Linked DNA regions of Homo sapiens: all the other regions are linked to region 2. Evidence: chromatin loops called from intact Hi-C (ENCODE). Cell type or tissue: gastrocnemius medialis. All regions are shown on one strand.

Region 1 (4,000 bases), 130 kb before region 2:
TCTTGAGACTATTTTCATCCACTAAGAAGAGAATTGGAGTAGTATGGAATCTACTAAAAAAACTTGCTTTGTTTCTAGATATTTATTAAATGAAACATTGTAAGTATGATTTTGAAACGTCTTATGTAGCCATGTACATTGAAAAAACATCCTCTTTCTGTGGTAGGTGGTGAGATTAAAAACAAAACAAAACAAAAGAAAATATAGCAGTAAGATTCAGAAACATGGCAGGGAAACCATATGTCTCAGAATTTCCAGGCCAGTCCTATTTCCAATTACGATATTATACTGTGGTCCCCAAATTCTTATAATGTTCAAGAAATCCTAATAGCATCTAGACAGTATAATTTAGACTGCCTCTTATGTACAAAAAAAGATATACAAAATCCTTGTTCAACCTGATCTGTGTTTCAGAAAATATAAAGTATCTTAACACTATAGTGTTAAGCATCGGATAGTCTCCTAAAGGTGTTGGTCAGAAGAATTGAACCATAACCTGGATGGATCTATTTAAAGATAGATCAGATGAGAGGCAAGAGGTGACTAAAGAAATTAAAATTTAATTCTTAGCAGAAAAGTTGAAAGTCTTTGCCATACTTAATCTACAGTAGAAAATATTAAGATATGTAATAATTTCCACAAGAAATATTATTGACAATGAAACCTGTAATATATATTATTTACTTGACATTTGGTGAGAGTTGGCATACCACACCCAATAATGGATTTGTGCAAATTCATTCACATGCTCTTGAGCTGCATGCTTTGTGTGTCCAGCAGTATGTAAGTGCTCCCACAGTGAATGGAGAGAAGAGCACAAGCAAAGGCATGGAAGCTGGACACACCCTGTGCCTTCTGAGAGCCTCAAGAGTGCTGGCTGGCATTGTCAGGGCATGGCGGGGATAAGAAGCTACAGTAGGAGCTGAGGCTGGAAGGGCTGACAAAGTTCAGATCACGTAGAGACCTCTGCCCTTTGTGACCATCTGTATACCATGAGGTGGTAGCTGAGGGATAGATTCTCTGACTCTGGAACAGATATAGATGTGCTGGCTTCCAGATGCTGCTCACTTCAGCTTTACAGATATATTATATTGGTGGTGAGTCTCCCTTCACATCTAAGTGTAGAAAAGGAATTATGGAATTGACCACCACACAAAAAAATAGGCTAAGTGTTAGGAAGACATTCTTGGCTCGAGCAATAGCAAAATGCAATTTTAAATAAGTTCTTTTTTTTTTTAGAGAGAGTACAATTGTCCATCAAGCAGGAGGATGGAGAAAACAATTTTGTGGATGACTTTCTCACCCTGTGCTGTTATGCTATTTTGAAGCAGAATAATTACAACTGGGAACAAAGTTTGCTTAACAAATGGCAGTTATTGAAACATTGCCTCTTTTTCCGTGGCTTCTTTTGTTGAGAAAGTTCAGCCAGAATCAAACTCAAGAGGGAAGGATCCTGGAAGATATGTGGATCCAAGCACTGATGGAGTTGAAGAACTAATAACATATTATGGGCTTCTGCTAGACTAGAGGGTGTTTGTTTGTTTGTTTGTTTGTTTGTTTGAAACGGAGTCTCCCTCTGTCGCCCAGGCTGGAGTGCAGTGGTGCGATCTCAGCTCACTGCAACCTCCGCCTCCCGGGTTCAAGTGATTCTCCTGCCTCAGCCTCCTGAGATTACAGGGACTACTGGGATTACAGATGCCCACCACTTTGCCCGGCTAATTTTTGTATTTTCAGTAGAGATGGGGTTTAGCCATGTTGGCCCGGCTGGTCTCGAACTCCTGGCCTCAGGTGATCTGTCTGCCTGGGCCTCCCAAAGTGCTGAGATTACAGGCGTGAGCTACCACACCCAGCCTAGACTAGAGTTATTTAAGGAACAAACGCTCCTATGAACCCAGTCCAATAGGAAGATCACGTCTTATTCTGGCTGTGGGCCAACGTTGTAAATATGGTGCTAGAAATGCTTATGAGAGCACATTTCAGTCAACTCCTCATGTCTAACATAAACAACGCTTTAGGCCAAGGTCGCTAACCTTCTCAAATGGGGTATGCATTTTCCTAAAAATACAATATTCAAAGATGTAACTATCATTTGTGATTTTTTTCTTAAAACTAGCTTTTTTCTTTCAGATTTTAGAATAGCTCTCTCCAACGTCTCATTTGTCCCAAAGCCTGTTGCATAATTCTAATGACTTATGACTTTCAGAAGTCTTCCAAGACTTATGACTCAGAGGTGTGCCTGGGGTTGGTGGTGCAGAGTTCTTACTTCCTGTAGGCCGGCACCAAGTGCTCCCGGCAGATCTACCTTTACAAAGAAGCAGATGCCAAAACCTTGCCCCTCTTGCCCCTCGGGCTGTGCCTGATCACTCAGTGCCATCTGGCCACATTGCTGTGGAGGGAATGCTCTTGGTAACTGTTATTGCTGCCTGGTTATGCGTTGGCACTTTACAACAGTACAGGGAGCTGAGCAAAGCAACAAGCCGTCTCAAAAAAACTAATTTCACTAAATCTCCTTACAATACACGTATGAAAACTTTTTAGAGCTTTTTGGAAGGAAAAATAGATTCAAACTTCATTACATGTGTCAGGAAAAAGCAAAAGTGATGCCTATATTGCAGAAAATGAGCTGTGGTCACTGTTTTTTGCCATTTAGGACCTGTGTTACTGATAGAAGAAATGAAAACCCTCTGGACCCAATAAGATGTTGGGTCTTTCCTTTCTGTTCTCTTCTTGCTCCTCTGCCCAGACCCTCTGACATCTTGCCCAAGTTGACAAACACAAATAGGACTGGCCTTCCAGAACCCTCAAAATGGCCACCTCTTCCCACCTCTTCTTGAACTCTCCAAGTTACAAGTCACTGCTCCTTCTCTTGAACTCCAGGATCTCTCTGTCTGAACTTTCTATCTGACTTTAGAATTAGCATTTGTAACTCCTCTTTTAGATAATTTGCTTATTGACGCTGTGGTCTGGACTGTGTTTGATTCATTTGTACTTTCTCAGTTCCCAAGTACTCAGTGAAATACTGGTGAAACAATTTCCCAGGACTGTGACATTCTATTTGTGGGTGCCCTTTAAGTAAACTGTTGGAGAAAAGCAAAAGGAAAAATACATGATCTCACGCAAACAGGGTCCTCACCTGCCAAGAAGCTGTTTTGTGTTCTCTTGTTAGAATAATTTATCTAAGTTTAAGAGCAAGGATTTTTTTTTTTCTCTTGGGCAAAGTATGCACATGGCTGCTGCAGCAACAGCTCAAATAGACCCTGGCTTCCTGCTGAGGGCCAGAGGGGAAGACAGGGAGAGCACGTCTGGAGGAATCACCCAGCTGGGTGCCCAGACATAGCCACCTGCCTCCTGCCCCATGTCGAGGTGATGTGTCACCACACTGGAGACGGCTGATTTGGGTCACACCGCATTGCAGGCCCCAGATTGGAAACTGTAACCAGAAGAGCATGACATTTTAAAATATCAGTAGCACATCGGGTAAATGATTAAACCTCCCAAACAAGGAGTGTTTTTCTCCACGTCTACTCCAACACAGACTCATCTTCAGACCACTTCACATTAAGCAGTAAGTAGAAAAGAACTTGTCATGGGCAAGAAGACAGAATAAAACCTTACAAAGAGAAAGGGAGAGGGGGAAAACGATAATTTAAAAAGGAATTTTAAGGGGATGGCTGGAGCCGATACCCGCCCTTCCACGTTAGACACTCCTCTGACCCCATCAGTCCTCACTTCTTGTTTTCCAAAACCGTGCTTCATGAGAACAAGATTCCTTTTCCATTCATTTTTTTTTTTTTTTTTTTTTTTTTTGTAGAGATAGGATCTCGCTATATTGCCTAGGCTGGTCTCAAACTCCTGGTCTCAAGTGATCCTCCTGCCTCAGTCTCCCAAAGTACTGGGATTACAAGCGTGAGCCATTGGGCCCCGCCTAGATTAGTTTTTATTATAACGTAATTTTTGGTGTGAATTTCACCATTTCCTATGTTCAGAATGTAGTTTCCCC
Region 2 (4,000 bases):
CAATTTCATAGTAGTCAGAGTTAATTTTTGCAATGTCAACATCTGATATATAATCTATATCTATTATAGTAGAGTTCATTTTTGCAGTGTTGACATCTGATACATATCTATATCTATATCTACATCTATCTATATCTATATCGATCTATCTGCATGCTTAGGTTCCTGGGAGCTGAATATACATTCCTAGGCTGTCCATATTGGTTCATGGGTCCCAGCACAAGGATTGTAATTGTAAACATTGGAAAAGATGAGATTTGTCAGGAAACAGGTGAAGGGTAGGAGAAATCCTGAGGTGCATCAGATGTGAAGGTGGTAGGAAGAGGAGTTTCAGAGGCAGGGAGGTGTCAGAGAGGAAGGAGGGGTTCCAGGAGAAGGTAGCACAATGGGGCAAAGGAAGGTGAATGTTCCATGAAGGAGAAAGTGTTCTGCAGTGGTCAATACTGCTGAGAGTTCCATCCAGGAAACTAAGGTTGGAGGCAGTCTATGGAATGTGTAAATGTTACGAAGGTGAGGAGAACTTTGATGTTATTCAGTATGCAATGGGAAGCCCAGAAGAATTGTGAACTGGAAATCTATGTGCTTAAAGGACTGTGTGTCCGGTGGTTTAGAACAGGGGTCCCCGGCCCCGGGTCTGTGGCCTGTTAGGAACCAAGTGGCACCGCAGGAGGTGAGTGGCTGGCTGGCTTCATCTGTATTCACAGCTGCTTCCCATCACTGGCATTACTGCCAGAGCTCTGCCTCCTGTCAGATCGGTGGCAGCATCATATTCTCATAGGAGCATGAGCCTTATTGTGAACTGCGCATGGGAGGGATCTAAGCTGTGCGTTAGAAGCCAGGGGGAAGAAAACGAAGAGCTTATTTAGGAGAGTTGTCCATACTCAAGGACAAAAACACCTAAGGAGGATGGCTACGCTGGTGTGAGAGATCGTTGGAGGAAACCAGAATCGTTCTTGTTGGATCACGGAAGGCAGAGAAAGAGAAGAATCCAAGAGAAAACTCTCTTGGTCTAGTATTTAGCAGAGTGACATCTGTATCACAAATGTCATGGCTAGCAAGGGTTGCCAGCCTTCGGGAAAATTTGATAGATTTGGCTTTAGGTCATTTAGTTGTAGGCAATAGTGTCACATGCTGATGGCCTTTGTTGTTGCTGTGTTTTGTAGGTGGATGAAAATGGTGTCTGCCGAAAGCTCTTAGGATGAAAATGGTGCCTGCCACAGGCTCTTTACTTAGGATGAAAATGGTGTCTGCCACAGGCTCTTTACTTAGGATGAAAATGGTGTCTGCCACAGGCTCTATACTTAGTCATTTGTTGCATTTCTGGAAATAAGTACAATTTCATAGTAGTCAGCGTTCATTTTTGCAATGTTGACACTTAATTTTACAATTTCTGGAAACACTGGAATTAGGAGAGCTAAGGTGTTTCAGTTTCCTTTTATGGTCCTTTTCTCCTTACTCCTACAATCTTAAAATAGAGTATGAGCTTGCTCTTTCCACATCAAAGCAGTTTCAAAGATTTAATTTTCAGATTTTGTGGGTAGGATTTACCTTTCTAACCCTTGGCCACTCTTCTCATGTTTCTCTCTGATTGCCTCCTCACACTGCTCCTTTGCTCCCCTTCCTTCCCATCTCTCTCCCTCAATTGCCTTCCCACTTAGGTCTCTCCCCAGGAAATCTCAAGTGCAGCTATTTCGCAGACAACCAGATGTTAGAACGAGGAAATGTGGCCTTGCTAATCCACCTGGGACCTGGAAAGCAGAAACTACATAGTCTTGATAGAGCATTTCAAATGTATCTCTATTTCTCCCTTATAACTCTTAATTTTTTAAAAACAAAAATCTGTCCCCTTATAGGATTTAAATATCATAAGCATTTTCCTGTCAGTGTTCTGACAGTTTTTCTTTATGAGACAGCAAACACATCCTCCAAAGTATTTAATACTGGGTGTCCAGTCCCTAGTTGTTAAATGAATAAATGAATGAACGAATGATGAAGGCAGGCAGAACAGTCTATCTGCTTTTTTTTATTTTCTCCATATTGCTTTCAACTTTTTCTAGATTATTTTTTCCCAGGGGGTGTGTTTTTCCATCAGCACTGCAGAAAGACCTGGAAGTAGTCACCAGGTTCTGTGAAATGTCTTACACATTGAGGCTGCTTAGAGTTTAATTAAGAACCTAAACTGTTCTTACATAAGACTGTTAAAATTAGGAAAGGAAGTGGTTTGCCAAATTATAGGCAGCCCTAGATACATAACCAATATTAAAAAGAAATCAAATGTAAAATGTAAATCTACATACATATATGTGTATGCTGTATATGCCTTTTCTGTACTGATTTCTTTAGATTTATTACTCGGCAGAGTATGTGTGGTGCTTTTGAGCATTACTATTGATAAACGCCATCTAGTGGTGTAGAATAGCAGATGCTCTATAGGTCAATTCAACTAACATGTCATTATTATTGTTATTTCATAAAAGTAGAACCAAAAACACTCGTTAAAGGATCCTGTCTGTCCCAAGTAGAAATAAAATTTGGAAGATCAAGACATAAACTTTAAATCTGCTATGGAAGAACAGAGAAAGATCAATACAGTACTTTCTCTCAGTGCAATCCATCCACCCACTCCCTATTCATTCATCAGATATCGATCAAGACCACGTCTTTTGCCAGGTTCTGTGTGAGGTGCTGGATATAAAGTTCCAGTCTCCTCCTTGAAGGACAGCAGCAAGTGGCAAACACTGATGACCTACTGTGTCTTCAGCTGTTTTCCTTCCTCCCTCCCTCTCTTCTTCCCTCCCTCTCTCCTTCTCTCCCTCTCCTTCCCTCCTCTTCTCCTTCCTTTCCTCTCTTTTCTTTTTCCTTCCCTCCCTTCTGTCCTCCCTCCCTCCTTCCTTCCTCCCTCCTTCCTCCCTCCCTCTCTCTCTCCCCCATCTCTTCCTCCTTTCCTCCTTCTTTCTTTCTTTTCTTTCCTTCCTTTCCTTCCTTCCCCTCTCCTTCCTTCCAAGTAAGGCAAGAGGCAGAAGACACCTCTCATAGTGATAAAGTTAGTACAAGTTGTTAACCTGTGGGTCTGAGACTAGAGAAAGTGAAAGAGATAACAAGGGGTATAAAATGTAAAATAGCTACGGCCAAGAGTTTGAATCATCAGAAAAGAAATAACCCACCTGTCTTAGAAGATTCTTGGAGATACATTAGATTGGACACATTGCAGCAAAGACAAACATTGGATTTTAAATTTCTGAAACATGCGATTAAGAACACAAGAAACTTTTCGCTTCTGAAGGATATTTGTCAGTGATCCTTAATCACGCAATCCAGGATTGGCCATTCCAGATCTCCATGTCACACATCTATACAACATTAAATTCAAGTTGGCATTTTAAATGTGTTGTCTTTGCAGTAATCTGAAAATTGCTTCCTCTGTGAAACTCCCAGCTAGGTAGTATTTTATTTCCTTGAGGATCGTCTCATTATTTATCTGTAATAATCCGCATCCCCCAGAGCAGAACTGAACACAGAGTAGGCCTCCGTAGATATCCACAGAACTGAGACTTTTATATTAGATGGGTTTCTTCTAAGGCTATTATGGACAGTATAGGGTACTTAGCACATCATTTATGTTGTCCTATTGGTTTTATGTTATTCTAGTGGTTTTCATTTTAAGATAAACATGTGCTTTGTTTTTTATCATGACTGGTAGTACACTAAAGCCAGTAACCCAGCTTTCTGAGCTGCAGCTGAACCATTTCTTTTAAAATTGCAGCAGAACTTTGTATTTCTTAATTTACCTCACAAGACCATATTCAAACATGTTTCTGTTGTAAGAGGTTTCCTTTAAAAAAAAAAAAAAAAGAAAGAAAAGAAAAGTTGAAGCAGCACCCATGTGCTTGTCTGTCTGTGAGGACTTCCCTTCTAAGAGGAAAACAGAACCTGACATGGATGAAGTGCCATGTAAGTGTTTGTTACACAAGTGAATAAGCCTGTGCTTGGCCAAAGGGCA
Region 3 (4,000 bases), 82 kb after region 2:
TGACAGTCTTCTGGGTTAACTATGGCTTGCCGTCTCTGCAAAATGCTATTCAAGGACATTGTTGCAATGTGGAGGTTGCTAGGGAAGCAACTTTTCAGTTAATACCCTTGTGAGCTAATACCTTTGTGATGGATAGATTTTTTTCTGTAATAGAGAATTTGCAGAATAGTTTTGTTTAGAAATGTTGTATTGTGCTTTCTAGGACCTAGAATGTAGAGTTCTCTATCCCCTGCTGTTCTGTCCTTTCATCCTTTCATTTATTTAGAATTTCCAAAGACTGCATAGGCTCCGTGGATCTTTTTTGAATCTGCTGATTTTTCTGTGAAGCTGATGTCATGGTCTGGACCTTTACTCTTACATATGCTAATTATTAGATTACATTTGGCTGTTGAGGCTTCCTTAGAGGGGGCTGAAGAAAGTGGATTGTTTATCAGCTGTCTGCTTTGTCTTAGACTTGGTGATACTTCAGTGAGAGCCTATATATGGTGGAGCAACTGGAGGTTCTTCTCTCTGTTAATTAGGCATTTGGTTAGTCTGTCTTGGGGAATTCTGGTTAGAAGTACACCTTGGGGAACCTGACTCCTCACTCCAGCTGGAGGTGATAAAGATCAGGGTGGGGTTATGCTGCTCCAGGTTGGCTTTAGGGGGGCAAAGCATGGCATTGTAAATAGAATTACATTCAGACTTGGCTCCACAAATACCTGCTCTCCCACTCTGGCTTCAGATTACCGGTGGAGGTGAATTGTTGAGTCTGAAAACTTTTCTCTGTTTAATTTTGGGCATGGGAGTAGTGCAGCTGAAAGATAAATAATGTTTGGGTGGTTTCATTTGTTCGAAAGAAGAGTCACTTGTTTTCTCAGAACTGCTGAGATTAGTGATGTGATTTAGAACCTAGAAGTTTTTCACATGTTTGTATTGTAACTGATTTTAAAGTAAAAGCATCTGCCAAAATTGAATAATTAATGTCCATAAGTTTGTAAACTCAATTTCTTGTTTATTTGCTTTTATTCCATGGACAGTTATTGTAAGGAAGCAAGCTAAATACTTCACGGAGAGAAAGGGACATTTAATTTTGCTAATTACAGACACAAATGTATGATGTGCAGATTCTTTCACTTAGAAATTCATTGTTGGAAGTTATTTCCTTATTGTTATTTTGATAAAAAATAATTGTACCCCTTTTAGCCTGTTAGATAAAATTAAACCAAGAAACTCCGTGGAATGCCTGGGAACAACACCCAACTTGCCAGCACAACAGCTGCAAGGCCAGGGCACACACCAAACACGGCTGATGCAGATCCCATTTCTAGAAAGAAAACATCAGCACGTGTGTGACAGTGTCAAGATATGTGTGCATAACATAAATATTGCTCTCTAGTTAAAATAAGTCGTCGTTTCATTCTTCGTGACACCAGTGTTGTTGCAAAAGCAAACTGAAGGGAAATCTACATGGTATCCTGAGAAAGACTAAAGGGAACTATTTTTAGGGTAGCATTGTGGAAAGACTTTTCCTGTTGAAGGCTTTGGAATTTGAGAGGCTGGATAAAGTAAGTTTGTTAAAACTAGGACTTTAAATGTAAATATTTTATTTCATAATCCCTTCTTTTAGCACAGCCACTTCACCATATCCTTTCCTGTAGGAGCCCTTCTTCTTTGTATTGTGTCCTGTTATTGAAGTTTCAGACTGTCCAGCCACTGATCTGCTATGTCTCTCCTATAGATTGTTCTCCATTTGTCCTTCTCTTCTGGTTTGCTCTGATGACTGCATTTAAATAATTCTAGTGCTTGTTAACATTTATCTCTGAGAGAGACAGACAGGAGATGAAGATAGAAATTTAAAACCAAATGTATCCATTTTGATTCTTAATAGTTACTCTGGTGGAAAAAATAACTTTTTAGAGATTGAAACCAGTGTTGTGGACAGATTTGTATGTTAATCTTGCCTCCTGCAGTAGTTTATAAATGTCCTGGATGGAGTCAGGGCTCATGCCTTAGGTATTTCTCATTGCCTACCATGGGGCCTTGCTGCTTGGTAACTTCTTAATGCTTAAATGAAAGAATGAACATGGGTTATCAGAATTTTCATTGTGTTGATGGCTTTTATGTTCTTTATGAGAAAGTTTTTGTTGATCACTTACAGATGGCTCACCTCTGTAATGAATATAAATATGTGTTTGTACTCTTGGAATTTGTCTGATAATGGAGATAAATATTCACAAATTACAGAAAAGACCAATTTTTAAAATGAGTTTTATGGTAGAAGAGGATTTAGACATGTATTTTATAAGGAGAAGAAAACATTAAATGGACGCTCAGGGGTAAGAGTATAAATATAGGAGACAGTCGAGCAGCTAACTCCTCTATCTAAATCCTGTGCTGGCTCCTTGCCTCCTGGCAGCCTGGCCACTTTCCACGTGTAGCTGAGGCCAGAGACAACGTGTCACATAGTGATATGGACAAGAGACAGGAAACAGGGAAATACTGGGTAGAAGAGGGCAGTTCTCCAACAAAGGCCCCACCCCCAAGCCTGGAAATCCACGGCCCTAAGTGGGAACAGGCATTCCCGTTTTCATGCCCAAATGTTGTCTTTTGGCCCACTACGCCCCCCCGTCCTGTACCCATATAAACCCCAAACCCCAGGCTCCATGAGCAGACGGGCAGATGAACAGAAGAGAGAAGGGCAGCAGAACAGTGCAGCAGAGAAGGAGAGACGAGGAGGAGCATCTGAATATCCAGAGAAGTTCGACTAGGGACAGTTGGGGAGGAGATCAGCCACTGGATGGCCAAACTCCAGGGGAAGATGATCCTCCCACTCTACCTCCTCTCCAGCTCCTCATCCATCCTGCTGAGAGCCACCTCCACCACTCGGTAAAACCCCTGAATTCACCATCCTTCAAGTCTGTGTGTGACCTGATGCTTCCTGGACTCCAGACAAGAACCCGAGTACCAAGAGGGCACTGAGCTGGTTAACACTTAGGCCGTCTGCAGATGGCAGAGCTAAAAGCATGCCCACTGGGGCTTTGGGAGTCGCAGGCACCCACCCCTAGATGCAGCTGTGTGGCTGGAGCCCAAAAGATCTCCCCCTGGTTCCTGCACCTGCCTGTGTGCATGCTCCCCCTCCATAAGGGGTGCCACCCCCCGTTGTACATTCAGTGAAGGGGGTCAGGGAAGTCTTCTGTTTCAATTGTAGTGGCCATTTTATGGTGTTAAAATACAGGAATCTGCTTTTTTATTTCATGAATGTTATTTCTTTCTCTTATACTATATTTGCTAGATATAATCCATTCACTTAAGCATTCTTTGATTCAACAGATACTTATTGGCTGTGTGTGGTGGTTCATGCCCATAATCCCAACATTTTGGAAGGCTGAGGTGGAAGGATCACTTGAGCCCAGGAGTTCAAGACCAACCTGGGCAACAGAGCAAGACCCCAGCTCTACAAAAAATACAAAATTAACCCGATGTGATGGCATATGCCTGTAGTCCTAGCTGCTTGGGAGGCTGAGGCAGAAGGATCCCTTGAGCCTCAGCTATGATTGCACCACTGTGCTCCAGCCAACCCTTTCTCTGAAAAAGAAACAAGCAGAAAACGAATATTTACTAATTACTTAGTCTGTGTCAGGCAAGTTACCAGTTCCATAAGTCAGTGAGAGCTACCAATCTCCTGATTTCAACCTTTTACCTAAGAATTAAGAAAATTCTGTAATGCCAGGTAAAGGCAGTATATAAGCATATTGTTATCAGTATTAATAAAAGGTGATATTTAATCACCGGTTGCTCTTTGTGAGGCACTGGACACTAAATATTTGATATAAATCTAACCCTCTCTGGCTTAAAAACTTACTATTCTCAGCCGGGTGTGGTGGCTCACGCCTGTAATCCCAGCACTTTGGGAGGCCGAGGTGGGTGGATCGCCTGAGGTCAGGAATTCGAGACCAGCCTGGCCAACATGGTGAAACCCTGTCTCTACTAAAAATACAAAAATTAGCCAGGCGTGGGG

What was found. A loop is a pair of places that touch in the nucleus more often than their neighbours do. Peaks named below come from ENCODE experiments on the same cell type or tissue, not always from the same donor. Only the 100,000 strongest peaks of a DNase experiment are listed, where the experiment ranks them.
Region 1: it touches region 2 in a loop (3-fold over the local background); 3 of 110 quality-filtered maps call a loop at or near these places.
Region 3: it touches region 2 in a loop (2.3-fold over the local background); 29 of 110 quality-filtered maps call a loop at or near these places.

The regions. Positions count from the first base shown.
Region 1 is chr1:232,765,794-232,769,793 of GRCh38, reverse strand. No RefSeq gene overlaps it. Among named protein-coding and RNA genes, the nearest start is that of LINC01744, 25 kb to the right of the region's middle. In gastrocnemius medialis, no CTCF peak of the experiment used is centred here; DNase peaks (open chromatin) are centred at 1,913, 2,263 and 3,363; H3K27ac peaks cover 2,609 bases.
Region 2 is chr1:232,634,353-232,638,352 of GRCh38, reverse strand. No RefSeq gene overlaps it. Among named protein-coding and RNA genes, the nearest start is that of SIPA1L2, 6.2 kb to the right of the region's middle. In gastrocnemius medialis, a CTCF peak has its summit at 2,406 (motif pointing left); no DNase peak of the experiment used is centred here.
Region 3 is chr1:232,551,991-232,555,990 of GRCh38, reverse strand. The region is part of intron 2 of SIPA1L2 (signal induced proliferation associated 1 like 2); the gene reads left to right. Among named protein-coding and RNA genes, the nearest start is that of SIPA1L2, 76 kb to the left of the region's middle. RefSeq lists enhancers at 1-108, 3,798-4,000 and a silencer at 414-708. In gastrocnemius medialis, no CTCF peak of the experiment used is centred here; a DNase peak (open chromatin) is centred at 2,410.